Linked DNA regions of Homo sapiens: regions 2 and 3 are each linked to region 1. A link is an interaction called in ENCODE POLR2A ChIA-PET data of the cell type or tissue named here. Cell type or tissue: OCI-LY7. All regions are shown on one strand. Links, peaks and the distances in the headings refer to the core of each region. The heading gives the core; the rest is flanking DNA. Region 1 has its middle 31 kb from the start of CDKN2C. Region 2 overlaps EPS15 (epidermal growth factor receptor pathway substrate 15). Region 3 has its middle 17 kb from the start of C1orf185.

Region 1 (10,789 bases), core at 3,073-8,072:
ACTTCTGTCAATTTGTCAAACTCATTCTCTGTCCAGTTTTGTTCCCTTGCTGGCGAGGAGTTGTGATCCTTTGGAGGAGAAGACGCATTCTGGTTTTTGGAATTTTCAGCCTTCTTGTGCTGGCTTTTCCTCAATTTTCGTGGATTTATCTACCTTTGGTCTTTGATGTTGGTTACCTTCAGATGGGGTTTTTGTGTGGATGTCATTTTTGTTGATGTTGATGCTATTCCTTTCTGTTTGTTAGTTTTCCTTCTAACAGTCAGGCCCCTCTGCTGCAGGTATGCTGCAGTTTGCTGGAGGTCCACTCCAGACACTGTTTTCCTGGGTATCACCAGCAGAGCCTCCAGAACAGCAAAGATTGCTGTCTGTTCCTTCCTCTGGAAGCTTCGTCAGAGGGGCACCCGCCAGATGCCAGTCGGAGCTCTCCTGTATGAGGCGTCTGTCGACTCCCACTATGTGGTGTCTCCCAGTCGGGAGGCACGGGGTTCAGGGACCCACTTGAGGAGGCAGTCTGTCCCTTGGCAAAGCTTGAGTGCTGTGCTGGGAGATCCTCTGCTCTCTTCAGAGCCAGCAGGCAGGAATGTTTAAGTCTGCTGAAGCTGCGCCCACAGCCACCCCTTCCCCCAGGTGCTCTGTTCCAGGGAGATAGGAGTTTTATCTATAAGCCCCTGACTGGGACTGCTGCCTTTCTTTCAGAGAGGCCTTGCCCAGAGAGCAGGAATCTAGAGAGGCAGTCTGGCTACAGCGGCTTTACTGAGCTGCAGTGGGCTCTGCCCAGTTCAAACTTCCAAGTGGCTTTGTTTACACTGTGAGGGGAAAATCACCTACTCAATCCTCAGTAATGGTGGGCGTCCCTCCCCCCACCAAGCTCAAGCATTCCAGGTCAACTTCAGACCACTGTGCTGGCAGCAAGAATTTCAAGCCAGTGGATCTTAGCTTGCAGGGCTCTGTGGGGGTGGGATCCACTGAACTAGACCACTTGGCTCCCTGGCTTCAGCCCCCTTTCCAGGGGAGTAAATGGTTCTGTCTCGCTGGGGTTCCAGGCACCACTGGAGTATGGAAAAAAATTCCTGCAGCTAGCTCGGTGTCTGCCCAAATGGCTGCCCAGTTTTGTGCTTGAAACCCAGGGCCCTGGTAGTGTAGGCACCTGAGGGAATCTTCTGATCTGTGGGCTGTGAAGACCGTGAAAAAATCGTAGTATCTGGGCCAAAGTGCCCAATCCCTCACGGCTTCCCTTGGCTAGGGGAGAGAGCTCCCCGACCCCTGGTGCTTTCCAGGTAAGACGACGCCCCACCCTGCTTTGGCTTACCCTCTGTGGGCTGCACCCACTGTCTAACCAGTCTCAGTGAGATGAGCCAGGTACCTCAGTTGGAAATGCAGAAATCACACTCCTTCTGTGTTGATCTTGCTGGGAGCTGCAGACCAGAGCTGTTCCTATTTGGCCATCTTACCAGCCACCTCCACATGGTGTTTCTTTATAACCTGCCCAAAGATGTCCTGCATGGGTAAGTTTCTGGTTATGTAACTTTGAGAAGTAATGGCCAGTTTAGTAATGAACCACATTAAATTTGCTCCCAATTTTTTCCTGTCTCAATTCCCTTTTTCCCTCACTCTTACATAAACAATTCAGCTTTGCCTCAGGATTTGTTTTCTAGGAAACCCAAACCTACAAATCTTGTAAGTTAGTAGTCTTTCCTTCTCTCCTTTAAATTCTATCCACTCTCCCAATCCATTTCCCTCCTCTGAAGTAAACAATGTTATTTTCAGGTCCTGCTCAAATAGTGCTTTTTCCAGTTTACTTCTTAGATTCTGTTTTTCATTCAACCCTGCTAGAACTTTTCCTCTTCTTTTCCTGTGACACTTACCATTTTTCTCCTTATAATTGTAACCTTTTCATTGAACAAGCTGGACCTGGTACAGTACTAGCACAAAGTAATTTTGTTCTTTCTCACTGATTTCTTCAAGCCTACTCTCTCAACTTTTTTATCTCCATTCCTGGATGACATCTCAGGCAAGCTTCACAGCTTTGTTGGTCACTTTTAGTAATTAAAAAACAAAAAAAATAAACAAAAAACCTACCAGTTAATCAAATGAAGTCTCTTTTTTAAAATAAAAAAAGTCCAGTCCAAACTCTCCTACTTCAAACTCTCATACAATTTAAACTTATCCTGTACACAGTTTGGCCTGCTTTAGATGTAACAGCCTTAGTTGGGGAGAGTGACATAATTGACTTCTTTTTTACTTCACCACTTTGTGCTTCCACTCCTACTCCCCCATTCACAAGACTGTATTTTGGATTAGAACAAGGGAGAGGGAGGAGGTAAGGGGCAGAAAAATCTCACTTGACTGATGCAGTTATAATCTGCCTCCAGGGTGCTCTTTGTGGCAGTTGCACAATCAGTGGCTCTAACTTTAATAGAGCACTTTTGTGGGCTTTTTTGTAGACCCCCTCTTTTAAGTTCCCTGGGTATTTCTCTGTTCTCAATGCCTATTCCAGCATATTAATTACAACTCCACCCAACATTATTTAAAAAAAAATCTTCCTTAGTTAAAAAATAAAAAATAACAGTTTCTGGCAGTCCACCCATCTGCCTTGTCCCTCTCAAGAAGACCCAATCTGGCTCTCCGGCACCTTTCTAGGACAGGGATAGAAACTGAAGCCAGACCTCAATAAGTTGACAACAAGATTTTCTTATACTTATTCTGAGTATAGCACCTTAGCATTCAATAAATGCTAAGTTTTGTTATACCTCAGTGCCTCCACTAGAAGTCAAGGTGTGGCCCAAAACTCTCAGCTTAGCAAGACTTTCTCTTGCACTAATTACTACTTTACTATCAAAATCTTCTTTGGGACCTTCAGGAGTAATCTTGTCTTGCCATTTATCTCTGTTATATCAATCACTACAAAAAGTCAGTTCACAGGTCACCCCTCTTACCCCAGATATAACCTCCATTAGACTATGCATATTTCATTACCTGACCCCTTTTCCCACCTACCTCTGCTACTCACTACCATATTAACAGCCTAGATCTTGTCTTACCTATAAACTATAACCTTTCTCTAATTTCCCTAATCAATTTCATGCATGTCAGTCTCTAACCATCATCTCCTGTCTTTCCACTCACTCCCTTTAAGCTCCTGACTTTAATAATTCTCAAAGTCACCTGAGACTTAGACCCTATTGCTCCTATGACCTTTTACTTGTCCTTCATTCCACTTATGACCTCACACCATTCTTACCTACTTTAAACTCTATGGTTAATGATTATAATTGTGTGGAGGGCCACACAACCTGCCTTGCATTCCTCTCACTTTGGCAAGACTAGTTAAATTACACTCTCTACCATTATTCTCACATAGCTAAATGTGACTGGAGAGGAACATAACAATATGGCCACTCTCACTTTAAATTTATCACCACTAGTCTCAAGTGGGCCATTAATGCTTTTCAGAAATTGTACTATATTACTCTACCACTCTCATAGAGAACTATTCATACCGTCTGTCACCTCAGATCTATAACTTTTCTCCCTCCCCTCTCTTCCTCTCACTCTGGACTGTGCTTGCCGAATGGGCTGAGCATGCTTCCATGATGTCTGGAGAGGGCCCTAAGGCAGAATGCAGGCTCACTGGAGGAGGAAATGGCAATGTGAGGTGAACTGGAATGGACTAACACAGATGTGGCTGAAATCAAGAGATGGCCTGTGAATATGTAACATGAGTGCCAGAGACATCTGCTACAGAGGGAGACATGTCATTGTTATAATAATTATTCTCAATTAGGAATGAGGTTGCCTAGGCCATGAGTGGTGACGCATGCCTGTAATCTCAGCACCCTGGGAGGCCGAGGCGGGAGGATCACTTGAGGCCGGAGTTCAAGACGATGGTGAAACCCCGTCACTACCAAAAATACAAAAATTAGCCAAGCGTGGTTGTGCATGCCTGTAGTCCCAGCTATTTATGAGGCTGAGGGAGGAGAATCGCTTGAGCCAGGGGGACAGAGCTTGCAGTGAGCCAAGATCATGCCACCGCACTCCAGCCTGGGAGACAGGGCAAAACGCTGTCTCAAAAAAAAAAAAAAAAAGGAATGAAGTTGCCTTAGTACAAGAGCAGCTAAATTTGGAATCGATATATTTCAGCGGTTAGCCTTTTTCTTTCTCAAAATCAAATTTAGTTTTTGGTTAAGATGCAGTGGGAATATTTATTACATTTTTATTTATTGATTTTCTATTACATGAACTGACCTTGAGGAATTTACAATCTATTTGAGAGAGAAAAGATAATTCTTATTTGTAAGATACAAAAATTGGTGAATGATTCAGAATGAAATATAAAAAATAAGTCCCATGAATTCAGATATAGATTGTTCAGGAAATAAGAACACTTCAAATGTCATTGTAAAAATATTAAATTGTTATTACTATAAGTAGTGGTATACGTAGTATGTTTGACACCAGGATTGGATAATTTTGTTAACACATTTCTCCTCTAGATGACAAGATTATCTAAAATAAAAATCAGAAAATGAAATGAATAATCATAATGGCCAGAAAATAAACAGAAACAGTGAAAATCTTCTTTTGTTCAAAAGAGAAAAATAAATATTAAAGTACGAAATAATGAAAAAATAACAAATTAATACTTTTTAATTAATTTAGTTTTTAAATGGGAAAGAAAGGCTGGGTGCGGTGGCTCACACCTGTAATCTGAGCACTTTGGAAGGCTGAGGCAGGCGGATCCCGTGAGCCCGGAAGTTGGAGACCATCCTTGGGAACCCTGCCTCTACAAAAAATACAAAAATTAGCCAGGCATAATGGCACACACCTGTAGTCCCAGTTACTCCGGAGGGTGAAGTGGGAGAATTCCTTGAGCCTGGGAGGTCAAGGTTGCAGTTAGCCAAAATCATGCCACTTGCACTCCAGCACCTGCAACAGAGTGAGACCCTGTGTCAAAAAAAAAAAAAAAAAAAGTAAGTGGGAAAGAAACTTATATTTACATAACTTACATATTGGTCTGTTGCAGTAACAAATGACTTTTTTTTGAGCCTTAATTTCTATATATTTGTCAATGACTTCATCAAAGTTAATCTTCACATACTCATATTCAATAGACAGTATAGCCAGATTTGTCAATCTGTCTTCACTTACTGTTGATGGAAGAACTTTTTATTAATTTTAATTTTGAAAAGTTTTCTTCAATTGAAGTATCCTATCTACAAATAGGACGTCTTAAACAAAAAGAACGTTTGTGGCAGAGATTCATAGCAATCCCCTCTCACAATGAAGTTTAAAAATTATATGTCTGTTTCTTCAGGGTTGAGTGGCTTTCAAATGTTTCTGTGTTTTAAATTTTAGCTGTTAAACACAGATAACTCCACGTAGTCATGTAAAATAACAGAATTAAAGTAACTCATGTTGTTTCTTCATCTTTACAATCTAGTATCATTATTTATACCAAGTTTACTGTTTAAATGCAGGGGTTAGAGACAAGAACAGCATCTGCAGTGAGCTCAAGCAATTCTGAACCATTATGAACTTACTCAAAACAAATGTGCAGCTGAGTATGATTGTGTCACAGGCTGACTCTGAATAGACTTCCATGTAGAATATGTTGTTTAAGTAATTAAAAATGTGCTAATTGGAAACGTATATATTGTTAAAACTCATAGTGTAACTGCACAATTGTCTAGAACTTAGACCAACAAAACATTTTGAGGAGAGGGTATTTTATCACTGACATAGTTTAAAATTGCTGGTGCATGGTGATAGTAAAAAGTAGATCTATCTTCAGTCAGTTTTATTACTACTTTCAAATTCTCTACACTTAGCTTACCTCCTTAATGCATTCATTCAGAGCAGACTACTCCCACCACCCAATCCTTGGCACACCACTGACTCTAGGTAGGTTTCTAGTTTTAGTCTAAGCTATATCCCTATTTCTGGTATTTAGACTTAAAAGACCAGTGTATTAGGCCAACTAGGAATTTGCATGAATTGATTTGCATGAAGTTTGGAGAGGAGGAAGAGGTCATAAAAATAGCAGGGTGACACCAGGTGCTGTGGTTGCATGCCTGTAACCCCAGCTACTTGGGAGGCTGAGGCAGGATGATCTCTTGCGCCAGGAGTTTGAGTCTAGCATGGGCAACATAGCAAGACCCTGTTTTAAAAAATTGTTTTTAAGTGAATGTAACAATTGGGAAGGTAGCATGGGAGTCCTAAAGAATGGGCCCCCCCTAATGAACTTAAGTTTGAGCCCCTTAGGGACCAGTACTCCAATCTAGAAACCGAATAGGCTATTTTTATTTTTTAACTTTTAATTTTTAATTTTTATGGGTACATAGTAGCTGTGTATATTTACGAAGTACATGAGATGTTTTGATACAGGCATGCAATGCATATAGAAGATGGGTTATCCATTTCCTCAAGTATTTATCCTTTGTGTTACAAGCAATCCAATTATATTATTTTAGTTATTTTTAAATGTACAATAAAATTATTATTGACTATAGTCACCCTGTTGTGCTATCAAATACTAGGTCTTATTTATTCTTTCTATTTTTTTTGTACCCATTAACCATCCCCACTTCCCTCCAACCCCCGCTACCCTTCCCAGCCTCTGGTAACCATGCTTCTACTCTCTGTCTCCATGAGTTCAATTGTTTTGATTTTTAGATCTTACCTGTAAGTGAGAACATGTGATGTTTATCTTTCTGTGCTGGGCTTATTTCACTTAACATAATGACCTTTGGTTCCATCCATGTTGTTGTTGCAAATGACAGGATCTCATTCTTTTTTATGGCTGAATAGTACTCCATTATGTATAAGTACCACATTTTCTTTATCCATTCATCTGTTGATGGACACTTAGGTTGCTTCCAAATCTGGATCATGTGATAGTTCTATTTTTAGCTTTTTGAGGAACCTCCAAACTGTTCTCTATTTTCGTTTCACTAATTTACATTCTCACCAACAATGTACAAGGATTCCCTTTTCTCCACATCATCACCAGCATTTGTTATTGCCTGTCTTTTAGATATAAGCCATTTTAACTGAGGTGAAATGATATCTCGTTACAGTTTTGATTTGCATTTCTCTGACGATCAGGGATGTTGAGCATCTATGCCTGTTTGTACGTCTTTTTTGTTTTTTTTTAAGACAGAGTCTCGCTCTGTCACCCAGGCTGGAGTGCAATGGCATGATCTCAGCTCATTGCAACCTCTGCCTCCCAGGTTCAAGGGAGTCTCCTGCCTCAGCCTCCAGAGTAGCTGGGATTACAGGTGCGTGACACCACGCCTGGCTAATTTTTTTTTTGGTAGAGATGGGGTTTCGCCATTTTGGCCAGGCTGGTCTCAAACTCCTGACATCAGGTGATCCACCCGCCTCGGCCTCCCAAAGTGCTGGGATTACAGGCACGAGCCACCGTGCCTGGCCTGTATGTCTTCTCTTGAGAAATGTCTATTCAACTTTTTTTTTTTTTTTTGAGATGGAGTTTCACTCTGTCACCCAGGCTAGAGTGCAGTGGCGCAATCTCGGCTCACTGCATCCTCCCCTCCCGGGTTTAAGCAATTCTCTGCCTCAGCCTCCTGAGTAGCTGGGATTACAGGCACCCACCACTATGCCTGGCTAAATTTTTTTGTATTTTTAGTAGAGACAGGGTTTCACCATCTTGGCCAGGCTGATCTTGAACTCCTGACCTCATGATCCATCCGCCTCGGCCTCCCAAGTGCTGGGATTACAGTCGTGAGCCACCGCGCACCTGGCTATTCAACTATTTTGTCCATTTTTAATTGGATTATTAAATTTTTTTCCTATAGAGTTGTTTGAGCTCCTTATATATTCCAGTTATTAATCCCCTTGTCAGATGGATAGTTTGCAAATATTTTCTCCCATTCTTTGGGTTGTCTCTTCACTTTGTTGATTGTTCCCTTTGGTGTGCAGAAGCTTTTTCATGTGATGTGGTCCCATTTGTCCATTTTTGCTTTGGCTGCCTGTGCTTTTTGGGTATTACTCAAGAAATACTTTGCTCAGACCAATGTCTTGGAGAGTTCCCCCAACTTTTCTTTTAGTAGTTTCATAGTTCGAGGTCTTAGATTTAAGTCTCTAATTCATTTTCATTTGAGTTTTGTATATCGTGAGAGATAGGGGTCTAGTTTTATTCTCTGCAGATAGAGGTCCAATTTTCCCAGCACCATTTATTTAAGAGATTGTCCTTTCACCAATGTATGTTCTTAGCACCTTTGTCAAAAATGAGTTCACTGTAGGTGTGTGAATATATTTCTGGGTTCTCTATTCTGTTCCATTGGTCTATTGTGTCTGTTTTTCTGCCCGTACCGTGTTGTTTTGATTACTATATTTCTGTGGTATAATTTTAAGTCAGGTAATGTGATTCCTCCAGTTTTGTTCTTTTTGCTTTATCCTAAGATTTGCTATTCTGGGTCTTTGTTGTTCTATATAAATTTTAGGATTTTTTTTTCCATTTCTGTGAAGAATGTTATTGGTATTTAGATAGGGATTGCATTGAATCTGTAGCTTTCTTTGGGTAGTATGGACATTTTAACATTGATTCTTCCACTCCATTAACATTTTTTGATGTTCTCTTCAATTTCTCTCATCAGTGATTTATAGTTTTCCTTATAGAGATCTTTTCCTTTTTTAAGTTAATTCCTAGGTATTTAATTTTATTTGTGGCTATTGTAAATGGGATTACTTTTTTCTTTTTTTTTTTTTTGAGATGGAGTCTTGCACTGTCACCCAGGCTGGAATGCAGTGGCACGATCTTGGCTTACTGCAACCTCCACCTTCTAGTTTCAAGCGATTCTCCTGCCTCAGCCTCCCAAGTAGCTGGGATCACAGGCACCCACCACCATGCCCGGCTAATTTTTTGTATTTTTAGTAGAGACGGGGTTTCACTGTGTTGGCCAGGCTGGTCTTGAACACCTGACCTCATGATCCACCTGCCTCGGCCTCCCAAAGTGCTGGGATTACAGGCGTGAGCCACTGCGCCCGGCCTGTAAATGGGATTACTTTTTAATTTCTTTTTTAGATTGTTCACTGTTAGCATATAAAAACACTACCAATTTTTGTATGTTGATTTTGTATCCTGCAACTTTTCTGAATTTGTTTATCAGTTCTAATTGTTTCTTGTGGAGTCTTTAGATTTTTCCAAATATCAGAAAATATCATCTACAAACAATGATAATTTGACTTCTTCTTTTCCAATTTGGATGCCCTTTAATTTGTTCTCTTGTCTGATTTCCCCAAATGGCTATTTTTAGAAATTACTCTGGGAGACCATAAGTCACAATTGGCTTTGCTTGGTTCCCAGGTATATAAAGTGAGGGAGAAGGGCATTCTCACCTCTTCTGCCCCAAATATTGCCCACTGAGAACTTGAAGAAGTTTATACTATTTTGGCACCTAAAGGATTTCTATCAGCTTTGGGGGCATCAGGAGATAATGCCTTTGGAATGAACATCAGAATATTCAAGATGCTAGGCATCAGGGCCAGTGGCAGTGCAGAGGCATCGTTAAGTAATACTACAGGCAGTGGGAAGTCAGGAGATTTCACTGAAGGGAGTCTAGCAGAAGAGTACTACATGACAGATGGTAGAAGAGGGACTATTCATGACCTCACATGAGATATGCTCAGACTTTCAGACATAGCTGGGTGAGATTTTGGAGGTGGGAGATTGGAGATCCAATAATAATAATCATAGTAATAATAATACCTAAAAAAACCTCTTTAAGTACCCAGCTGTACACTAGATTTCTTACTTTTCATAGGATCATTCTACTCCTACAAACATACTCTAGTATCTTATATTTAGAAACCTTCCTTTGACACTAAATTCACCTTCACCTATCACCTCATTTCTTTGCTCCTTTTCACAGCAAAATTCTCAAGCTTTTCTGCACTCACTGTCCATTCTTCCTCATCTCCCATTTACTCTTCAACCCACTTCATTTTGGCTTCTGCCCTTATTACTTCATATGTAACTGAGACTACTCTTGCCAGTGTCACCAACAACCTTAGTATTACCAAATACAATCTTTCCTCATTCTACTTGACCTCTTTGCAGTCTTCAACACTTTTCTTCTTGAACTTTTCTTTCTTATGTCTATGACATCATTGTCTCCTGATTTTTCTCCTCACCTCTCTGGTTCTTTTTCTTCAGCCATTTATTTATTTTTTCCTGATTCTTCTGATACTTGAGCTCTAATTGTTGGCATGTTCCCCAGGTTAACTTACCCAGTCCCAAAACCGTAAAGCTAAATTTTATCTCCAGGTTTAACCTCTTCTCAGCGTTCGAGACACTTATATATAACCATTTATTTGACTTTATCACTTGGAGATCTAATAAGCATCTCAAATTCAACAGGTCTAAAACTGAACTCCTACTATTTTCTGTCTTCCCTCCATCAAAAAAAAAGCCCTTTTCTTTCTTGGTTCTCTTCACAGTAGGCACTCGATAAAAATGAATAGAATGAATGAAAGAATGTTTACCTTACTACATGTCATTCTATCAGTAACCTTATACAGTCATTGTAGCTGCTATTTTTAGCCCCATCCTTAAAATGAGGGAATTAGAGAGGTAAAGTACAACTTGCCTAAGGTCACAAAGCTTGTAAAGATTCAGGGCCAGGCTTTTAATCTGTGTGCTTTTCTCTAAAGCTCACATGCTTCTTCTCTATGCCACAGTGGCTTCCATTGAAACAAGGATGATTATTATAAGTTAAGATTATATTTATGACCATAAACTAGTATAAATTAGAAAAACATAGGTTATATT
Region 2 (10,789 bases), core at 2,229-7,228, 420 kb before region 1:
AGTGACAAGTATGTAATAGGATTCAGTATGTGTTATTGAGTAAGTAGATAAGTTGTATAGTGGTATATTAGGTTTTATTGTGTATTTTCCCTATCGCTCTTCATAGCAATCCCATATATGGTTTGTAAAGTAGATATTCATTTTATAGCTGCAGAAACTAGAGCTTATAAAGAGTTTGTTGGTGTTTAACTTTTTATTTAGCATCTACTATGTAAACTGGGTATGCTGGCATAAGTTATGTAATCCTGTATGCAGTTGTGAGATACAGGTTTTATTATCCCTCTTTGAAGAGAAGAAAACGGAGGCTTAAAAAAGATGAAATGACCTACCTAACTGGAGCTGGTTTAGGCAAAAAGAATTTGATGACCCCTATATAATTGGAAGAGTAAAGGTATAAGTGGGCGGGAAGGAGGGTTAGAAAGAGAACAAATAGGATGTGTATATATATGTATGTATATATGTATATATATGTGTGTGTATATATGTGTATATATATATGTGTGTGTGTATATATATATATATAGAGAGAGAGAGAGAGAGAGACAGATTTATTTTAAGAAATTTTTAAGATTGTGGGAGCTGGCAAGTCCGACATCTCTAGGACAGGCTGGCAGGCTGGAGACCCAGTGAAGAGTTTATGTTGCATCTCAAGTTTAAAGGCAATCTGAGATAGAATTCCTTATTCCTTGGGAGACCTCATCTTTTCTTAATGCCATCAAGTGATTGGATGTGGTCTACCTACATTATTGAGGGTAATCTGCTTTACTCAAGCCTACCGATTTAAATGTTAATCTCACCTAAAAAATACCTTCACAGTAACATCTAGGGTCGTGTTTGTCCAAATATCTGGGTACTGTGGCCTAGCCAAATCAGCCCATAAAATTAAGTATGACAGGAGGTGACAGGAGCCAGGGCTTGCTACCTAGAATGCTAGCTTTTTATCAGTTCCAAATAAAGGCATCCTAGATGAAGATTCTGACTGCTTTGGCATTGGTCACAGGCTCATTCTTGAATTAATCTCTGTGATTGTGTGGTGGGGTACTTTGGCTAAGCTTCGACCAGGAGCCAATTTCTGGACAGTCATTGCCCAGAGAGATGGCATCTTCTGTTTGAACTATATGAGTAGAAAGACATTAGAAGAGGCGGAAAGAGAAGCAATCTCCTAAAAGGACTGCTGAACCCTAGAAGGAGAGAGAGTCGGTCAGAACAAATAGCTTACATCACCACTACAGTGATGTAAGGTGACTTGTGACAGAGTTTGTATTTAGTATTTAGTAACCTATTTTTCTCCAAATCTGATGGTTTCAAAACCATATAATGAATTTCTAAAAGTAGAGAGTAGATAGGTTATTTTGAATGATATTGAGATAAGATTTTGGGGGCAGAAATTTTAGTGTTTACATTATTTATTCTGTAACTATATTAGATCAGTGTTTTCTAACCTTTTTTATAACCCATAATTCCTTTTAACAAATTTAAAAACTACTTCACTGTTGTTTAAAATTCTAAGTAATGTTAATATTTAGGCTCAATATTAATTACTTGACATCTTACATATTTTGCCTTGCAAATCCTAAGATGATAGAGATATTAACATCCACATATGAAAAATAAGACTAGGGTTCTGAAAGGTTAAGTGACCTGATCAGAGTGAGAAAAACTATTTCTCAGAAGAGCTAGATTTTTCTCTGTTTGCTTGTGAGAGAGATTGACAGTTAAGCTACTTAATGATACCATTTTTATGGTGAAATGTACTCCAAGAGAATTTTTATAAATAAGTTTCAGGATTGGAAAATACAGCTTTGTGAGTTTTCACAACTTTGTAGTTTCTAATAGTTTCTAGTTTTTAATGTTTTCTGGTTACGAAATAGTGGATGCTGCTGTTTAGGAAAAAAGACATAAAACTGTGTTTCTGGGAAGGACTTTGAAGATGATTTTATCTTGTCTTTGATAATATTGGAATTGCATCAAAAACTGAGACAGATGGCTTACACCCTACTGCCTGTACATAGAGTCTAGGAAAATGGAAGTGGATTGCATAGACTCAAGGTCCCTCAGCCTAACTGTCCTTGTGAATAACTTGACCATTTCATATTAGATTTATGTATTTATGAACCTTAGGCTTCTGAAAGCCTAGCTTGGGATTTGCTTTCCTTGATGGTTCAAATTCACCGCTCCATGGAATCAGAACTGTGAGCCTTTGGAATACCAGGGAGGTTTATTCTTGGCTTGTTCTTTATAGCTTTGGTACTTGTGGATTCCTCAGGATGTGTAAGCATCTTAAAAATGAAAACCTGAAAGATAGTCTAAAATAGAGGATGAGTAGGATCATTTCATTTCCCTTTTCTGGAGATTACTAAGGTGAAGGTAATAGCTTTTCCTGTCATGACATCCAAGATGAGTGGTGGTTTGGGCAAAATGCTCACACACCTTTTTTTATTTTATTTTATTTTTTTTTGAGACAGAGTCTGACTCTGTTGCCCAGGCTGGAGTGCAGTGGCCTGATAGCTGCTCACTGCAGCTTCCGCCTTCTGAGTTCAAGTGATCCTCCTGCCTCAGCCTCCTCAGTAGCTGGGACTACAGGTGTGCGAGACCACACCCAGCTAATTTTTGTATTTTTAGTAGAGACAGGGTTTACCACATTGGCCAGGCTGGTCTCGAACTCCTCACCTCAAGTGATCCATCCACCTCGGCCTCCCAAAGTGCTGGAATTACAGGTGTGAGCCACCACACCCAGCCTCACACACCTATTTTTGAAATAATGTCTTATATCTGTCTTATCTACCTATATTGGTGGGCTCCTTGAGAAGTTGCATATAAATATTACTTCTTATTGTGGCACAGATCCTTAAAGAGAATTGCTTTTAAATTACTAGTGTTAAAAATAATGCTTGTATTGATTATGTGTCCATCAACTGTAGAAAAATATACATGTTCAAAATTAGGGAGAATATAAGAAATATGGTCAAGTATCCTAAGTGCACACAAAGATATGTTTAGATATTTTTATTTGCCTGAAATGAGAAGAATAGTTATAAAGGTTAAGAATCATTGCAAGACAACAGAATAACATTTGAGCATCTCTGAAACTGTAAACTAGGTCAAGAAAATTACTTGATTTTCAGTCTGATATACAGGACAAGTTTTCAGTCATAATTTTTTTAATAGAAAGTGATATAATTGAACATTTAATTCTTTTTAAGTTTTCTGTTTAGCAATATATGTTATACTACTTGGTTGTGCTAATAAAAGGAATATTGTAAGACCAGAATTTTATTAGATAAACATGAATCAAAAGTTAAATTTAATTGATCTTCTTACTAAGAGGAATTAATGCCTAAAGATCTCCATATTTTTTTTTTAGTTGGGAATGGTCTTCAGGATATGATTAGAGATAACACCATCCTTTCCTCCCCTTCCTCTTCCTCCCCCATAGACCCCAAATTATGAAGAGAAATTTGTAGTCCTCAAGCTTCCTCCATTTTACCCAAACATAGACTGTGTTTGCTGTTTAGAGCTGAGTCCTTTGTAATCTGTTTTGGATTTTCACCAAGTGAGCTTCCTTCCTTTGCTCTCCCATCTTTCTGCCTTGGCTACTTTGAGTCAGCTCACTGGCTTCTTGTAGCCCTGTTTTCCTGCATGCACACTTGATCTGAGCAGACACTGTCAGTGACAGCAGTTAGCAGCAGAGCAGAAAGAATTCAGTACAAATGTGTGCACTGCTGATCTGTGACACTGTAGTGTTTTCTATTTTTGTTATTATCTACTTTCAGAAACCAGGAGCTGAGTTGATACTGACCTTGTGTGGAATGCCTCTGAGGATTTGGGATGGGGGGAGGGTGCTAGATTTTCATGTGACTTATCTCTAACATGCTGCAGCAAGACTGAAAACATTCATCTGCTCACATAAGGAGGAAAGAAAATTTCCAAGATTGAGCTTGCAGAATTTGTTGGGTATTTTCAGAAATTTTTCCCCGTGTTTTTGTATTTCTTGAATTTGCTTAATTTATATAAGGGTTGGAGGTGGGGGATGGTCTTTGCATGATAAATAGGTTGAGGTATGGAAGGATCGGGCTGCAACAATGATTCTCATGGTAAGGGACTGTTTAAAATCACAACATCGCGACCCACATTGCGACCCATCTGACAAACGGTTAGTGAGCTCCTTGGCCATCTCAAATGTTTAAAAGTAACAGTGTACAAATAGCTTTATTTGTATGCTTTCTTCCATAGACATCTTAAGAACATTGTGCCTACGTATCCAAAACAGTTGATTTTTGTCTACATTTAAAATCTCACCTCAAGAAGGTGAGAAATATAAATGAAGCATGCAGTTGTCCCTTAAGTATCTGCTTTGGTATAATTTTCTCACTTTCCTTTATGCTGGAGCTAAATGGAGCCTGAGCTTACATTTTGGGTTATGTCTGAGATGGAAACTGAAATGTAGTCTTGAAGCTCGAAGGAGAAACTTGGCTATACTAATCTGGAGGACTTGTTAAATGCTGTCTTCCCTTCTCCATGTTGCCGCCTTTTACCTTTCCCTGCGACCCCAGAAATGTACTGCTGCAGAATTCTTTGAGCTTTTTCTCTCATTTTGTAGAAAAGAAAGTGAAGGGAGGTGTGTGTGTTTGTGTGTGCGTGTGCACGCATGATTTCAGTACAACTACAAATGGGCAGTTAAATTGTTACATCAAAAGTGACAGCTTTATTTTGCAATTCTGAATCTAAGGTTGCTTGGGATTCGTTCATAGCCACTCAGGCCTGATTAAAGCATATAAGAATTTAGGTAACGATGTTTCAAAGTAAAAGCGGAGCCCAGCATGTTTGATTTGAAGAGCAGAAGAGATAAATGCTGCTGTGGTTCTTTTTTTACTTTATATATACTGTTTGTATATTTGATCAATTGGATTTGATATATGGTCCTAAAATAGCTTTTTTTGAGATGTAATTTTTGATAGAGCAAATTGCCTGTGTATTAATAATCTTTCCCATTTTCTCTGTTGTTTCATTCTAAAATTGATGCACACCAGTGATTTAAGGGGAAATTAACACTTCAGTAAATGTCTTTTTCCTTAGTATTGTTGACTGTTTTTATTAGCCATTTTCATTTAATTTGACAGTGGTACCTAAGGGTTAACCTTACAGAGCTGATGCAACCCCTCCTTTTCTTTACCAGCAATTTTCATTGGACACTATTTCCATAGCAACAGTGACATCAGTGAAACCTGAGTGTTTCATTGATTATTTTTCTCCTCTTCCTTTTTTAATCTATCCTCTTTTCACCACATTTTAGTGAGAAAGCAATTTTTTTTTTACAAATGGAGCTTATATTGATTTTTATTTCATAAATAATTGAAAGAGGGTAGAAAAATCTGCCCTTCATTTAAAAATTGAATGTTTCACTATGTATTTAAAAAGCGATTCAGGATTAGGAGGATGGATAACCATACCAGCTGTAGCTGATGTTCTAAAATATTCTTGCATTGTTTGCTGGTCTTCTAGGGAAAAGAATAATGTGGAACAGGACCTTAAGGAGAAGGAAGATACTATTAAACAGAGGACAAGTGAGGTTCAGGTAAGTGACCATAAAATTTAGTGTTCCACTGCTGATTTAGGACTATTCATTTTAAATTTATATGGTTATTTACTATTTGCTGGATGTAGTATTAGGTCAAGAGAATGCCTAATGTTTATATTATATAAATGTTTATCTTTTCCAAGATGATTGTTCTTGCTTGGAATTCTGGCCTGCAAAGATTATACTGCAATGAGAAAGCAGTATTTTTCAGCATAGATTTCTAGTTTTGAAAGTATTTTTTAAATGGTACTTACCTGCATATTATATCATTAAAGGGGTAAGTTTGCATGACTTACAATGTTAATATTTTTGCACCAGTAAAATTAGAGTGAGATCATCATCTCATCATCATCATCATCATCATCATCAAAAACCAGTATGCTTTTTCATGCATGTGAGGTTTTTGTTAGCTAGGAGACCTAGTATGTTAAAGGACTGTTTCTCATAATACTTGTAGGGTGGGAGATGATACAGAACAATTTAAAGTAGCATTTTATGAGTAGCTTAGTAACCAGCATATCTTAAACTTTGGCATAAAGAGCTTTAGTTCATTTTCATTAGGTGTTGTGTTAAATTGTTTCATTTTACAAAGAGAAAGGATGACAAAAACCTCAGTTTTTGTTTGGGAAATGATAAAAATAAGGGAGTAGCAGTGTTTCTAACGTTAGAAATAGAGAAAACTGGGCAGTGCCTCACTTAGAGCAGTAAGCAATGCATGTGGCCATGTTATTGGGGTACTGTTTCCTTAGTGCTGCACCGGCACATAGAGGAGATTGGATATAGAAGCACTGGTAGCAGTTGCTAGTAAGAACTCTTGGATGGGCATTTCTTAATGTGTTGCTTGTATGTTGGATTTTCCTGCTTTTCCTAATAGTTTTAAGTAGGGAAAAACTCTAAATTGTGTTAGGCCCATTGTTTTGTTTTGATGCAGGACATTCATTAGAGATTGTCTGTCTGGTGGACTGTGCTAGGGTGGGGAGAATGATTTACTGAAGAATTGAGGAAGAAGCCAGAGAGACTTCTTGTTGGAAGTTGATTCTCTGATTGGGTGACTACATTTATTATATTTACTTGAATTTTCCTGAAGGCAGTGCAAGTTAAGAGATCATCATCAATATAATTCTCTCTCTGGCAGTGAGGTTAGGTGGGCATAAGAGGGTAAGTTATCTGAATTACATTATTTTGTGCAGTTTTTGAGCTTCTTAGGAAATGCAAAAGAGCCACACATTCTAAGCAGTTATTACTAAAAATAGTTTAAAATGGAAGATAAAATAATCTACACAAGTTTTCATAATTTGAAGAAATAGGTGTAGCTACTGATACAATTTTGGACAGCTTCTAAATTTAGCCAGTTACTGCTTTAAAGTACATAGGTTCTTGTGATAGACAGTATTTTGTTGAGTATATCTACCTGTTGGTTTTTCCCTGCTGCATTTTTTGAGGATGTGAATTTAAATACCCAGTTTAGAAGAGTGCTGAAATTTACATTGTTTCCTTCAGTTTAAATAGGCTATCCCTGAACATTTGGTGTCTTATAATTATAGAAGTTTTGTTGTCCATCAGAATTTCTCCGTGATTTGCTTGCCCTTCTTACTTAGTGGCAATGGTAAGGTGTATGTCTAACCTTAAGCTTTGCAAAATCCAAAATGTGTGATTGGCACAGGAAGTCGAAATGGTTCAATTTTTCCACATAGAGTGCTCTAAGTATAAGTAAGGCATCTTGGGCCATGGTAAGTAAAGACCAAGTAATAATCAATGAAAAAAATAGTGGATTAATTAAAGATTTGGGTTAGTAGATTCATTATTTATTCATTATACACTACAGTTATCTATGTTACGCATGGTAATGAGGTACTAGACTAAGAATGATGTGGATAGTTGACATCTACCAGTAATTAAAACTCTTATATTAGTGATCATTTTCAATTTTCTGAAGCAAAACTTACCATAGGTGGTAATAAGTATATTTCATTACCTATTTTGAGGTAACTCTGATTTACCCATTGGTACTGAGATGTAGACTGGAAATAATATGGATAATTAAAGTCTGTAAATAACTCCAACTCTCAATACTTACTTTCTAATTTCCCTGGCAAAAGGCAACTCACTGGAGCTATTAATAAATGGCAGAATCAAAGAGAGTGTATTTCACTGCTTCTTTCTGATCTACTTTCTAATGGTGATGCTAATGAGAAATGTCAAAATGAAGACATTGGGGAGGAGAAGTAAGGGAATTTTGACCTATCAGTACCTGCCGCACTTGGCTTTTTGAGTGTTCTTGCTTTTCTCCATATTAATAAAGTCACAGTGATAATATGAGCTCATATCTCAAACACAGAAATCAAACTTTTAAAGCCAAAAGCTTTAATTTTTTTTTTGTTTTGTGTTTATGTAGTCTGTCTAATTCAGTTAGAGTAGAAAGTCTGCTATGTAATTAATTTCTGAATTTTTGTTTCCTGTCTGTATTTCTGTTAATTACTGCCTTGAAAACTTTCTGTTTAGGATTTTTTCTTGAAGATGACTTCACATTTTATTTCATGAGATGATCACTGTTAGCTTGTATGAGATATATACCAGTGGATCAAGTTCTGTGGACAAATTAGGCCCAAAGTGATCCAATTCCAAGGGGGAAATGTTGTGAAAAGCCATTTTATCTAAAATGTCTAAGGTTTGGGTGTGTATTTTTTGTTTTGTTTTTCATAAGGGGAGAAAGTAGGCTCACATTCTTCCTACCTTAAAGAATTGCCTATGTATGATCTTATTAAAAATTTTTTTCTTCTGAGTAGTCAACAGATATTTTAGAAATTCACTCTCATATGCCTGGTTTCTTCAGTTTTGAGTAGAACTTTATAGCAACAATTTGATGTCAAACAAACTTGAATTCAGTTCCTAGCTCTGCCACTTCCTAGGTTTGTGATCTTAAGTAATTTAACCATTCTATACTTTAGTTTCCTCTTCTGTAACATGGGATAATAAAAATAACAAACACTTAAGAGCTGATGTAAGAATAAAATGAGATAATGCAGTAAAGTGCCTCACAGAGTGATTGGCACTTGGTAAGTGTTCAGTAAATGTTCTTACTAGCTGTATTATTCCGCACCCTACAATCATCTCTTTATTATCTTCTCTTCACCTTTAAGCTCTTTCTTCTCTTTCTTCACATAGGCCTCTTGGACATAGGACTCTTCAATTTGAAAATACCCCTTCCTTGGCTATTGCTGCCACTTTAACTACCAACTTATTTTGCTCTACTTTTATTGCTTTGTGTGGCCATTTTCCCCCCCTTCCTATCTTTGTAGCAACCCTGTACAGTCTGCTGCTTGCCCATACCACACTGTGCATTTTCTCCCCAGGGCCAAGAATAATCTTAAGGCCAAATCTGTTCGTCCTTCTTGTATTAGGTACTCCTTTCTTGGGTTGTATTCTCCTGGATATCTTCCTACCTCTCTGAACCTTTGCTTCCATTGACTTTGCCAAGGACAGATGGACAGACAGATTGTGTGTGTGTTTATGTGTGTCCTTTCTTTCCTTCTCCATAACCCCTGTCATCCATATGCTGATAACACCCAAATGTTTATCAAGCTCTCAACTCTCCTGAGTGCCAGTCCCACATCTCCAGTTAACCATTTTGGTGTTTATCATTTGAAAATCCGTGTGTCTAAAATGAATCTTATTGAAAAAACTTGGCTTCTGGTTTGAACTTTCCTATTTTTCTTTCTCACTACTGCCACCTGTATCGCCTAATATCTAAAATCTTAAAGTCATATCAGAAGTACTCACTCCATTCGCTCTTGCCTTTCCTCCTAAACCAATTTAGTATCATGACTCTCAGATGTGGGAATCTTTACTGTTGCTCACTGCCACCATTAATGATGGGAGGGTGTCATACCTCAGGTTATTGGAGACAGAGAAAAAGATGAAATACAAACCCTCCTCTTTTTTGACTGTCTGACTCTGTACTCTGTGCCATATATATTCTCCTTCTTATTCCCACTTTTATAACTTTTGTTGTTATAGTCCAGAATGTTCTCTACTTTCCTGCTTATGTGAATTCCACTCATGCCTTAAAGCCTAGCTCATATCCCACCGCTTGTCTTAAACTTTCCCTTCTCTGTCTCTTGGTCCACACCAGTCTTTCCTGTGTTGGAACTCCCAGAGGAAGGAATACGTATCCACTTATATATGGCATGAACCATATGTTACCTGGTAGTGTTAGCTTGGTGTGATGTGTATAGCTTCCAATATCTTCCTTCCTATATATTGTGAGTTCCTTGGGCTTAGAAATTGTGCCTTGGATCATATTTTTCATTATATTTGGCAATATATTGTTAGATGGAGGTAAATTTAAGGAAGCTGTTCACAGCAGAAGTGAATAAACTTTGGTTTTGTGTATACAATTTAAAATAAGACAATATAACTGGAACCCATAGGTAGAAAAGATTGAGAGCATAGTAGTTATCATGAAAAGTCAGACTTCTTGATATTGTTCATATTACCCTCATGTAAAAGAAGCTCCCTATTATTTATGTTTCATCATAAGATTCAGTAATTCAGAGTACTTGTCCATGTTTTTTATTTTAATTCACTTAGTTTTTTTCTTAGATGAAGAGGGATGACTTATCTTAGATAGAAATAAAATTAGATACATGAGCTCAGCATTCTTTTTCTGGCCATAATGCTCTTTAGAACATACTGGGAAGCATATGATTGAGAAATAAAGGCAGTCTGTTAATGGGGTTTTCTAACACCCACCCTAGTTTATTAGGCTTCCTTTCTGTTCATTGACTTAAACATCTTGTTCTATAGTTGATACATTTTTAATGTTAAGAATAGTCCTAAAACTTCCATCAGATAAAACAGTGTATCTGATTATTTCTAATTGTAGGTTAGTTTATAGAGGTTTTCTTTTAAAAATAAATAATTATATAATTATGTATAATATATAAAATATATTACTGATATTGATATGAACTATTAACATGATATGTTTGCATCTGTTTCATATAAAATACAGAGTTAAAAGGTTTAACTTTTCAGATAACTTTTAAAGTAACTTCATCAGTTGTACATCTGACTTGAGTTGCTAAAATGAAAGTTTTATTTTTTCATATGTCTAAAATTCTTAGGTATTTGTTTAAATTTTATTTCCACTACCCCATAGCACTTCATGGGGGATAGAGGGATAGCAGATAATTTGCCATTTTCAGTAAC
Region 3 (10,789 bases), core at 2,913-7,912, 84 kb before region 1:
TCTTCTTGCCTTTTTTTTTTTTTTTTTGCGACAGAGTTTCACTCTTCTTGCCCAGGCTGAAGTGCAATGGCACGATCTTGGCTCACTGCAACCTCCATCTCCTGAATTCAAGAGATTCTCCTGCCTCAGCCTCCTGAGTAGCTGGGATTACAGACACCTACAGGCACCAACCACCATGCCTGGCTAGTTTTATATTTTCAGTAGAGATGGAATTTCACCATGTTGGCCAGGCTGGTCTCGAATTCCCGGCCTCAGGTGATCCACCTGCCTCAGCCTCCCAAAGTGCTGGGATTACAGGCATGAGCCACAACACCCGGCCATGTCTTCCCGATTTTTTTTTTTTTTTTTTTTTGAGACAGAGTCTTGCTCTGTCACCCAGGCTGGAATACAATGGCATGATCATGGCTCACTGCAACCTTCGCCTCCTAGGTTCAAGTAATTCTCCTGCCTCAGCCTCCCAAGTAGCTAGGATTACAGGTGTATGCCACCATATCCGGCAAATTTTTGTATTTTTAGTACAGACATAGTTTCACCATGTTGGTCAGGCTGGTCTTGAACTCATGACCTCAAGTGATCCGTCTGCCTTGGCCTCCCAAAGTGCTGGGATTACAGGCATGAGCAACCGTGCCTGGCCTCCTCCTGCTTTTTGATTCTTCCCTCTGCTTGATCCATTCTGCTGCTGAGAGGCTCTAATGAATTTTTCACTTCTGCCAATGTATTTCTTAATTCCAAGATTTGCTTGATTTTTAGAAAATTATTTCAATATCTTTGTTAAATTTCTTTTATACATTTCTGAATTGTTTTTCAGTGTCATCTTGGAGATCACTGAGTTTCCTTAAAACCGCTGCTTTGAATAATTGGTCAGAGACCTCATATTTTGTCATCTTGTTAGGATCAGTCACTGGTTCTTTGCTTTGTTCATTTGGGGAGATCTCTGTTTGCAGATTTCTCTTATGGATGTATGTCTGTCTTTGCACTGAAAGACTATTTATTCCAGTAATCTGTATCTCACTTGTTTTGATTTTTATTGGGTATGTTTGCTTAGAGATTCTTAGTAATTTACCTGTTGAATTCCTTACTTTTTAAAATGTCAGGTCTTGAAGAAATCATCTAATAACTAAGTGGAAGTTGCAAAGGATGCCGCAAGATAATATATATTTTTATCTTATCATCAATAGAAATATCTGAATTGTCAATATGAAAGACACACTATATACATGTGTCACCAATTGATATGATTTGAGTATATGTCCCCACCAAATCTCATGCTGAATTGTAATCCGCAAGGTTGGAGATGGGGCCTGTGGGAGGTGTTTAGATGATGGGGGCAGATCGCTTATGGCTTGGTGCTGTCTTCATGATATTGAGTTCTTGTTTTGTTGTAATGTGTGCCCCCCGACTCTCTCTTGCTCTTGCTTTCACCATGTGATATGCCTATTCCCCCTTCACCTTCCGCCATGAGTAAAAGCTCTCTCCCTAGAAGCTGAGCAGATGCCAGCACCATGCTTGTATAGCCTGCAGAACTATGAGCCAGTTAAACCTCTTTTCTTTAAAAATTGCCCAGTCTCAGATATTTCTTTATGGCAATGCAAGAACAGCTAATATACCAATTCAATCACTAAGGGCATTTTTAAAATGGTGTTAGGGAGTACTATTTAAAGATGCCAAAACAGATGTTGAATTATATAAGTACATTTTGATGCCACTAGAGAATGAGAGAAGTCTGCTGACCTTCACACCAAGGTAGTCATCCAATTTTGTCCCTCAAGTTTCCTCTGAATTTTCCTAGGTTCTTTTCACTGTAACTCTTCTTCCAAAAGTTCAGTAGGTCATAAGCCAGAAGACAAACGTGCATCACTGTCTAGGATAAGTATGTATTAGTTTCCCTGACTTGAATTAGGAAGATGTGATGTCACTAAGGACATTGTCTGCTTTTCTTCATGCAGTTGCAGCATCCTCTGCTGGGCATTATACTTTATAGTTTTTAAGAAAGGCTTTTATAGCTTTTGAGGAATAGCTTTTATAGCTTTTGGTATAGTAATAAAATATATAGTGCTTCATTATTTTCATTAAGGTATTAACATCCCAAAGCATCATTTAGTGCTTATTGTAAGATTTAAATATATATAAGAGAAATGCAATTATATAAGTACAAATAATATTAATACTACCACTAATAAGTGGTAATATGCTATTATGAAAACTCTTCAACTTAAAAAAGTTTTCAGAGCTGGGGTCTGACTCTGTTGCCCAGGCTACAGTGCAGTGGCATAAGCGTAACTCACTGCAGCTTTGAACCCCTGGGCTCAAGTGATCCTCCTTCCTCAGCCTCCCTAAGTAGCTGGGACTACAGATGCATATCTTCATGCTCAGTTAATTTTTAATTTTTTTTGTTTCTTATTTTTTAGAGGTGGGATCACACTATTTGTCCGGACTGGCCTAGAACTCTTGTCCTCAAGTGATCTTCCAACCTCAGCCTCCCAAGTCAGTGGGATTACAGGCATAAGCCACCATGCATAGGTTCAATTAAAATTTTAAGAGGAGGACATCAGCTAGGTTGTTGACTAGAAGCTCCTGTGCTTGTCTCCCACACAAAGACAGCCAAAGAAATGAATAAACAACTATATTTTGATGAAAATAACTGAAGGAGAAAACAGAAATATATCAAAGGAGTAGTATAGGCCGGTGCAGTGGCTCACGCCTGTAATCCCAGCGCTTTGGGAAGCCAAGGCAGCGGATCACTTGAGGTCAGGAGTTCGCGACCAGACTGGCCAACATGGTGAAATCCTATCTCTACTAAAAATACAAAAAGCAGCTGGGCATGGTGGTGCACACCCGTAAACCCAGCTATTCGGGTGGCTGAGGCACAAGAATCGCTCAAACCTGGGAGACGGAGGTTGCAGTGAGGCGAGATCAGACCACAGCACTCCAGCCTGGGTGACAGAGTGAATGAGACTCCGTCTCAAAAAGAAAAAAAAAGTAGTAGTATAAACTCTGTAGAGCATAGAAACCCAGGATAGTTACATAAAGAAAAGAAGGAAGCAGCTCACATCCTACCTCGTCCATACTCCAGTCAGGACCAGCTCAGAACCGGGATAAACTTTTCAGTGAAGGGAAAGGTAAGCAAGAGGAACCCAGCAGCCCTCATCACCACTGAGATTACTACAGTCCTCACCACTGGGAAATCCTGTATTTCTCAAAGGTGCTAAGCCCAGCAGAGGGAACTGCCTGGTGTCCATATGGCTGCACTTCTTCCAGAGGAGTCAATGCTGTGCTCTGCCCTTCATGGGCTGCTACTCTGCTGTGCCATGTTAGATCCAGAACCATGGCTGGAGGAAGTCCTGCTCGGGAGGTGAGGGGCTATTGCACCTCTCCATTCCTGAGGGTTTGTTACACCTGTACCACCACTGTCTGGTGGTTCACCATCCCTAAATCAAGCTGCTGCTACACGCTATTCCATGGATTCAAGCTGCTCTGCCCTACCCCTCCCAGTGATTGCTGTGTCCTGCCCCCTAGTGCAGGAGCTGCAGCAGCAGTATCCTACCTTCCAGGGATATGGTGCCTTGGCCACCCAGATCAGTAATGCCCCTAGCACTGGAGGTGAAGCAGTGCCTACTGGGAAACTGGTGGCTTGGCTACCCAGAGCAGTCATGTCCCCCTGTACTGGACCTGAGGTAGTGCCTTCTAGGGAACTGGTGCTGTGGGCCACCCAGAGCAGTCACCCCCCCGGTGTTGGAGCTGAAGAGTCACTCCACTTCACAAGATTATGGGTCCCTTAGCTGAGCCAAGCAGCTGCAGTTCCCAGGGCTGAGCCAATGTGGTGCTGCACATCCCAGGAAAACACAGGATTGGGTGAACTGAAACAACCTACTCTCCAGGCTGAACAACTGCAGAACCCTGCTTCCATGAAACCAGACTATCCCCTAGCAGAGGATGCACCCTGCCTTACCAGGGAGTGGAGTCATCACTGTGCTGCTCCCTGTACCCCAGGGCCCAAGCCACAGCTATGCCCTGCCATTCCTGGGACATTAGTGCCACTGCACTTGACTTCACAGAGCCTGCAATGCTGCTGTGTCCTACCATCCCATAGTCCAGGGTCCTCACTACACAGGTTCTCATCCCCGTCCAGGGCCTGAGTGGCTGCTGTGCTCTATAAGCCTCTGGTTCCCAAATTGCAGCTGTGCCCTGCTTCCCAAAGCCTGAACCTCCAGCACACCCCTGCTTTTTTTTTTTTTTTCTTGAGACGGAGTTTTGCTCTTATCGTCCAGGCTGGAGTGCAATGGCACAATCTCAGCTCCCTGCAACCTCCTTCTCCCGGGTTCAGGCAATTATCCTGCCTCAGCCTCCTGAGTAGCTGGGATTACAGGCGCCCGCCACCATGCCTGGCTAATTTTTGTATTTTTAGTAAAGACGGGATTTCACTATGTTTGCCAGGCTGGTCTTGAACTCCTGACCTTAGGTGATCCACCTGCCTCGGCCTCCCAAAGTGCTGGGATTACAGGCGTGAGCCACTATCCCCAGCCCAGAGCACCCCTTCTTTACCAGAGCTGGGCCAGTGCTGCCCCTGAGGAGCAGGGGCAGAGTCACAGCAACAACCCAGCCCCCTAGGCCTGAGCAGCTGAGGTATGCACCAGAGTCACAGACCTTAGCTTTATGGCAGTCAGCACCTACCTATGCCTCAGAGAGTGAACATGTGTCCAAATTCCCAGGTGCCACAGTAGAGTGGTGAGGTCCTGAGCACAGGACCCTGGCTCCACAGCTGCTCTGAGCATCTCCTCCCTGAAACCCAGTGCCACTGCAGTTGCTTGTGGTTCATGTCAGACTTGATACCAAGAAGGATCCCCTCAGTAAAGACTCCCCATTTTGGGGAAAACAAACACAGGAGGACCCTAAAAGCCCTTGCCATGGAGGACACTAATGGCATATGCTGCTGATGCCACTGCAACAAACTTCTGCAGCCTAGGTCACTAAGGCACCCATGTCATCACTGACGTTAATTGCAGCTGAAGATTCTGCATGGCAGCTATACTATTACATCTACTTGTAACCAAAGCCACCATACCCTTCCCAGCTGGCACCCTAAGACCCATCTGCAGGGGAAAGCCTTTTCTTATGAAAGTCATTCTGTAAGGTTTGGAAGCACTGACAATTCCACCAGATGTGCAGACACCAATGCACAGACAGAGAAACATGAAAAAGAAAACATGACATCACCAAAGGAACAAAATAATCCTCGAATAATTGACCCTAAAGAAATGTAAATTTATAAATTTCCTGAAAAGGAATTCAAAATAATGATCTTAAGGAAGCTCAGCAAGATATATGAGAATACAAATGGATAATTCAAGATCAGAAAAACAACAAAAATGTAAATTAGGAGGGAAGAGTAAAAGTCCACAGTATTTATATGTGACCAAATTTAAGATGTTACCATCTTAAAATAGTCTATTGTAACTATAAGAAGTTTTATGTAAGCCCCATGGTAACAACAAAGCAAAAGACTATAGCAGATACACAAAGAGAAAGATAAAGGAATTAAAGCTTAGCTACTAGAAAAAATTACCAAATCACAAAGGTGGACTACAGAGAGAAAGCAATGAAAAAATGACCTACAAAACAACTAGAAGACAACAGTAAAAAAACAGTTCCAAGAGGGGAGTAATAGCAATAAATGTCTGTGTTTAAAAAGGAGGAAGATCTCAAATAAATAGCCTAACATTAAACCTCGAAGAGCTAGAAAAAGAACAAACTAAACCTAACGTTAGCAGAAGGAAGATCAGGACAGAAATACATTAAATAGAGAACAGTAAAACCATAGGAAAAAAAATCAACAAAATCCGGAGTTTGTTCTTTGAAAAAATAACCAAAATCAACACACCCCTAGCTAAGTACTAAGTATGAAAAAAAGAGAGAAGACTCAATAAAATCAGAAATGAAAGTGGAGACATTATAACAGACACCTTAGGACAAAAAAAGTGTCATAAGGGACTATTATGAACATTATATGCCAACAAGTTGGATAACCTGAAAGAAATTATAACCTAATAAGACTCAATCAGAAAGAATAGGTAGCTTGAACAGACTAATGACAAGTAAAAAGACCGAAGAAGCAATCTAATGATGCACCTTAAGGAACTAGAAAAGCAAGAACAAACCAAACCCAAAATTAGTAGAAGGAAAAAAATAATAAAAATCAGAGAAGAAATAAACAAAATAGAAACTAAAAGAATTGCGAAAGATCAATGAAACAAAATGTTGGTATTTGAAAAAGATAAACAAAATTAACAAACTATTAGCTAAACACTAGCTAAACTAACTCCCGTTAAAATTTTTTTTTTAATTTTTAACTAACTTCCTAGAGCCATAACACTCCCCCTTTTTTCAGAAACAAAGAGAGAAGACTCAAATAAAGTCAGAAATGAAAAAGGAGGCATCACAATAGATACCACAAATATACAAATGATTAGTAGAGACTATTATCAACAACTATACACCAAAACAATACAAAAACTAGAAGAAATTGATAAATTCCTGGACACATATAACCTACCAAAATTTTACCAAGAAGGAATGAAAAAACTGAACAGACCAATAACAAGTAATGAGATTGAATCAGTAATAAAAAGTCTCCCAACAAAGAAAAGTCCAGGATCAAATGAGTTTACCACTGAATTCCACCAGACTTTTGGAGAAAAACTAACAAATTCTTCTCAAACTATTCAAAAAATTTGAAGAGAAGGGGACTATTCTAAATTCATTCTACGAGACCAGCACTACCCTGATACAAAACCAGACAAGGACACAACAGCAATAACAAAATTACAGGGCAATATCATTCATGAACATAGACACAAATGTTCTCAATAAGACGCTAGCAAACTGAATCCAACAACATATCAAAAAGATATGATCATGACACCATGATCAAGTGGGTCTTATCCTGGGGATGGCTCAGTATATCCAAATCAATAAACATGATATACCACAACAACAGAATGAAGGACAAAAACCATATGACCATCTCAATAAAGGCAGAAGAAGCATTTGATAACATTCAACATCCCTTCATGATACAAACTCTTCAACAAATTAGGCATAGAAGGAACATATCTCAATACAATAAAGTCCATATATTACAAAACCCACAGCTAACATCATATTGAATGGGGAAAAAGCTGAAAGCCTTTCCTATAAGAAATGAAATAAGACAAGGATGCTCACTTTCATCACTCTTATTCGGCGTAGTACTGGAAGTCCTAGCCACAACAATCAGGCAAGAGAAAGAAATAAAGAGCATCCAAATTGGAAAGAGAAACTCAAACTGTCCCTCTTTGCAGATGACATGATCTTATATATAGAAAATCCTAAAAACTGAACCAAAAACTCTTAGAAGTGACAAACAAATTCAGTAAAGTTGCAGGATACAAAATCAACATACAAAAATCAGTAATGTTTCTATAGACCAATAACAAGCTAGTTGAAAAAGAAATACAGAAAGCAATCCCATTTCTAATAGCTACAAAAAATAAAATACCTAGGAATAAATTTAACCAAGGAGGTAAAAGATCTCTACAATGAGTACTATAAAACACTGATGAAAGAAATTGAAGAAGGCAAACAAATGGACACATCCCATGCCCATGGATCTAAAGAATTAATATTGTTGGCTGGGCACGGTGGCTCACACCTGTAATCCCAGCACTTTGGGAGGCAGAGGCAGGTGGATCAACTGAGGTCAGGAGTTCGAGATCAGCCTGACCAACATGGTGAAATCCCATCTCTACTAAAAATACAAAATTAGCCAGGCATGGTGGCGCATGCCTGTAATCCCAGCTACTTGGAGGCTGAGGCAGGAGAATCGCTTGAACATGGGAGGTGGAGGTTGCAGGGAGCTGAGATTGTGCCACTGCACTCTAGCCTGGGCAACAAGAGTGAAACTCCGTAAAAAAAAAAAAAAGAATTAATATTATTAAAATGACCATAATATCCAAAGCAATCTTTAGATTTAATGCAATCCCTATCAAAATACCAACGACGTTCTTCACAAATCCACAGTTGATTGGATTCATGGATGTGGAACCTGTGCATATAGAAAACTGACATATATCCTAAGGAAATGAAATCAGTATATCAAAGAGATGTTTACACTTCCATGTTCATTCCAGCATTATTCACAATTGTCACAATATGGGAACAACCTAACTGTCTATAAACAGATGAATGGATAAAGAAAATGTGGTATAATACACAATGAAATACTATTCAGCCTTTAAAAAGAAGGAAATCCTGTTATTTGTGACAACATAAATGAACCTGGTAGATACTATGTTAAGTGAAATAAGCCAGGCATAGAAAGACAAATACCACATGATCTTACTTATATAGAATCTTAAAAAGTTGAGCCGGTGCGGTGGCTCATGCTTGTAATCCCAGCACTTTGGGAGACTGAGGCAGGCAGATCACTTGAGGTCAGGAGTTCAAGACCAGCCTGGCCAACATGGTGAAACCTGGTCTCTACTAAAAATACAAAATTAGCTGGGCATGGTGGTGCCTGCCTGTAATCCCAGCTACTTGGAGGCTGAGGTAGGAGAATAACTTGAACGCTGGAGGCAGAGGTTGCAGTGAGCCAACATTGCACCACTGCACTCCAGCCTGGAAGACAGGGTGAGACTCTGTCTCAAAAAAAAGAAAAAAGTTGAAGTAATTGAAGTAGAGAGTAGAATGGTGGTGGAGGGCGAAGTGGTGGTGGAGAAATTATTTTTTCTCTTTTTCTCTTCTGTAGTGTAGAATGGTAGAATGGGGGCAGTGGTGTAAAAAAAAAGAAAAGAAAAAAAGAGGAAAAATAATTTAGATTTACTTCAGAGTATATTACCCTTAAATTGCCCACCAACTTAGGTCACTTTTTTAAGCTTTAGGTAATGAAGAGCTGAGGTAGACATCAGTTTATAACTGCTTAAAGAGGAGAAAATTACAGATATGCAAGATAGGAAGCATTTTTACACATGGAGGGGAAAAAAGCAAACTTGTTAAATTTATATCATTAAGAGATCTGTGAAGTGACTGAGGTATGTTATGCTAGCAATAAAAAAATAAAAACTCCTGCTCAAATAGTTTCAATAGTTCCCTAAAGTTCAAATTTCTATCATAGGATTCTAGATCTTTTTATGAATAAAGAAAGCATACAAACAGAGTGCAAAGGCATTACTAATTCTTTATTGCTAGCCGGCCACATGGTTCAAGGAATGAATGTAGGATCTGGAGATAGGATTTGAATTCAAGTCCTTGCTCCAATACTTAGCAGCATTGCTACTCTAGTTACTAAATTAGATTTTGCCTCAACTTGTCTTTCGAACTCTATCTCCCAATGCATTTGCTTGCCATACATATACATATTTTTTTTCTTTTCACACCAGAATACTCATCACTTCCTAAATATGCACCAGGTTTTCCTTCTTTAGTCATCGTTTACCTAGTTCCATACTTCTGGAATGCTTTTCACTCAACTTTTTTACTTGTTGGAAGCTTACCTACTTTTTAAAAGTTTAGTATAAATGCCACCTTGTCTCTGAAGCCATCTCAGATTTCACCAGATGGAATTAATTCTCCTTCCCCCCCCCCCTTTTTTTTTTTTTTTTTGAGATGGAGTCTCGCTCTGTCGCCCAGCCTGGAGTGCAGTGGTGCCATCTCGGCTCACTGCAGCCTCCGCCTCCTGGCGGAGATTCAAGCAATTCTCTGCCTCAACCTCCTGAGTAGCTGGGATTACAGGCGCCCACCACCACACCCAGCTAATTTTTTGTATTTTGAGTAAGACAGGATCTCACTATCTTGACCAGGTTGGTCTTGACCCCTGACCTTGTGATCCACCCACCTCAGGCCCCCAAAGTGCTGGGATTACAGGCGTGAGCCACCACGCCTGGCCTCTCCTTCACCTTTCTTACCTCTGTTTGCAGTTTATCTATAGCACCATCAGCCTATTTCACGAATATATCTGCCTTACAAAATCACATGAAGTCAGAAACGGAACCTGAAAGAGACTGACAGCCCAAGAGGCAGTTTGGTCACTTTAGTTCTCCCTTAATTTCAATACGTCTCTACTCAAGCCATCCCAAACACAGTTTAAAGATTGTGTGCTTGCTATTGTCAATTTCAAGACAAATCTCCTAACTCTCACTTCCAATGAGAATGCACATTCCTTAAGCTCCTTTTTAAGGAAATGCAGGACCTCTTACAGCTAAGAGGTTGTCTTTTCCACTAGATAGTAAACTCTTTTCGGAGCTATGTTTTCATATTTCTCAGAGTGCCCTGACTACATTCCCTATTTGCTGCATTGAAGGAAAAACAAAAATCCCTCAAGAATCAGGAGAAACATAGCAAGACCCCATCTCTACAAAAATAAAAGTCAGGTGTGGTGGCGTACACCTGCAGTCCTAGCTACTTGGGAGACTGAAGTGGGAAGATTGCTTGAGCCCAGGAGTTTGAGGATACAGTGAGCTATGCACTCTAGCCTGGGTGACAGAGTGAGAACTTGTCTCAAAAGAAAGAAAGAGAGAAAGAGAGAGACAGAGAGAGAGAGAAAAGGAAGGAAGGAAGGAAGGGAGAGAGAGAAAAGGAAAGGAAAGGGGAAGGGAGGGGAGGCAAAGGGAAGGGATGGGACCGGACGAGACAAGACAAGACAAGTCAGGAGGAGGCAACTGAGCATGCATGTGCTAAGGCTAATTTAACAAAGGGTCAGTAGAAACAGATGCTTTTTTAGCATTAAAAGATCTAAAACTTAGCCTAGTAAGAATAT

The links. Peaks named below come from ENCODE experiments on the same cell type or tissue, not always from the same donor. Only the 100,000 strongest peaks of a DNase experiment are listed, where the experiment ranks them.
Region 2: POLR2A ChIA-PET joins it to region 1 with 6 read pairs; 1 of 35 experiments calls an interaction of 5 or more read pairs at or near these places.
Region 3: POLR2A ChIA-PET joins it to region 1 with 7 read pairs; 2 of 35 experiments call an interaction of 5 or more read pairs at or near these places.

What each region holds. Positions count from the first base shown.
Region 1 is chr1:50,995,606-51,006,394 of GRCh38, reverse strand. No RefSeq gene overlaps it. Among named protein-coding and RNA genes, the nearest start is that of CDKN2C, 31 kb to the right of the region's middle. In OCI-LY7, for the core only: no CTCF peak of the experiment used is centred there; DNase peaks (open chromatin) are centred at 5,554 and 6,034; H3K4me3 peaks cover 1,254 bases; H3K27ac peaks cover 2,230 bases.
Region 2 is chr1:51,416,572-51,427,360 of GRCh38, reverse strand. It overlaps EPS15 (epidermal growth factor receptor pathway substrate 15), which reads left to right. Exons shown (of 25, transcript NM_001981.3): 13 at 5,503-5,575. Among named protein-coding and RNA genes, the nearest start is that of TTC39A, 91 kb to the right of the region's middle. In OCI-LY7, for the core only: no CTCF peak of the experiment used is centred there; a DNase peak (open chromatin) is centred at 5,190.
Region 3 is chr1:51,079,833-51,090,621 of GRCh38, reverse strand. No RefSeq gene overlaps it. Among named protein-coding and RNA genes, the nearest start is that of C1orf185, 17 kb to the left of the region's middle. In OCI-LY7, for the core only: no CTCF peak of the experiment used is centred there; no DNase peak of the experiment used is centred there.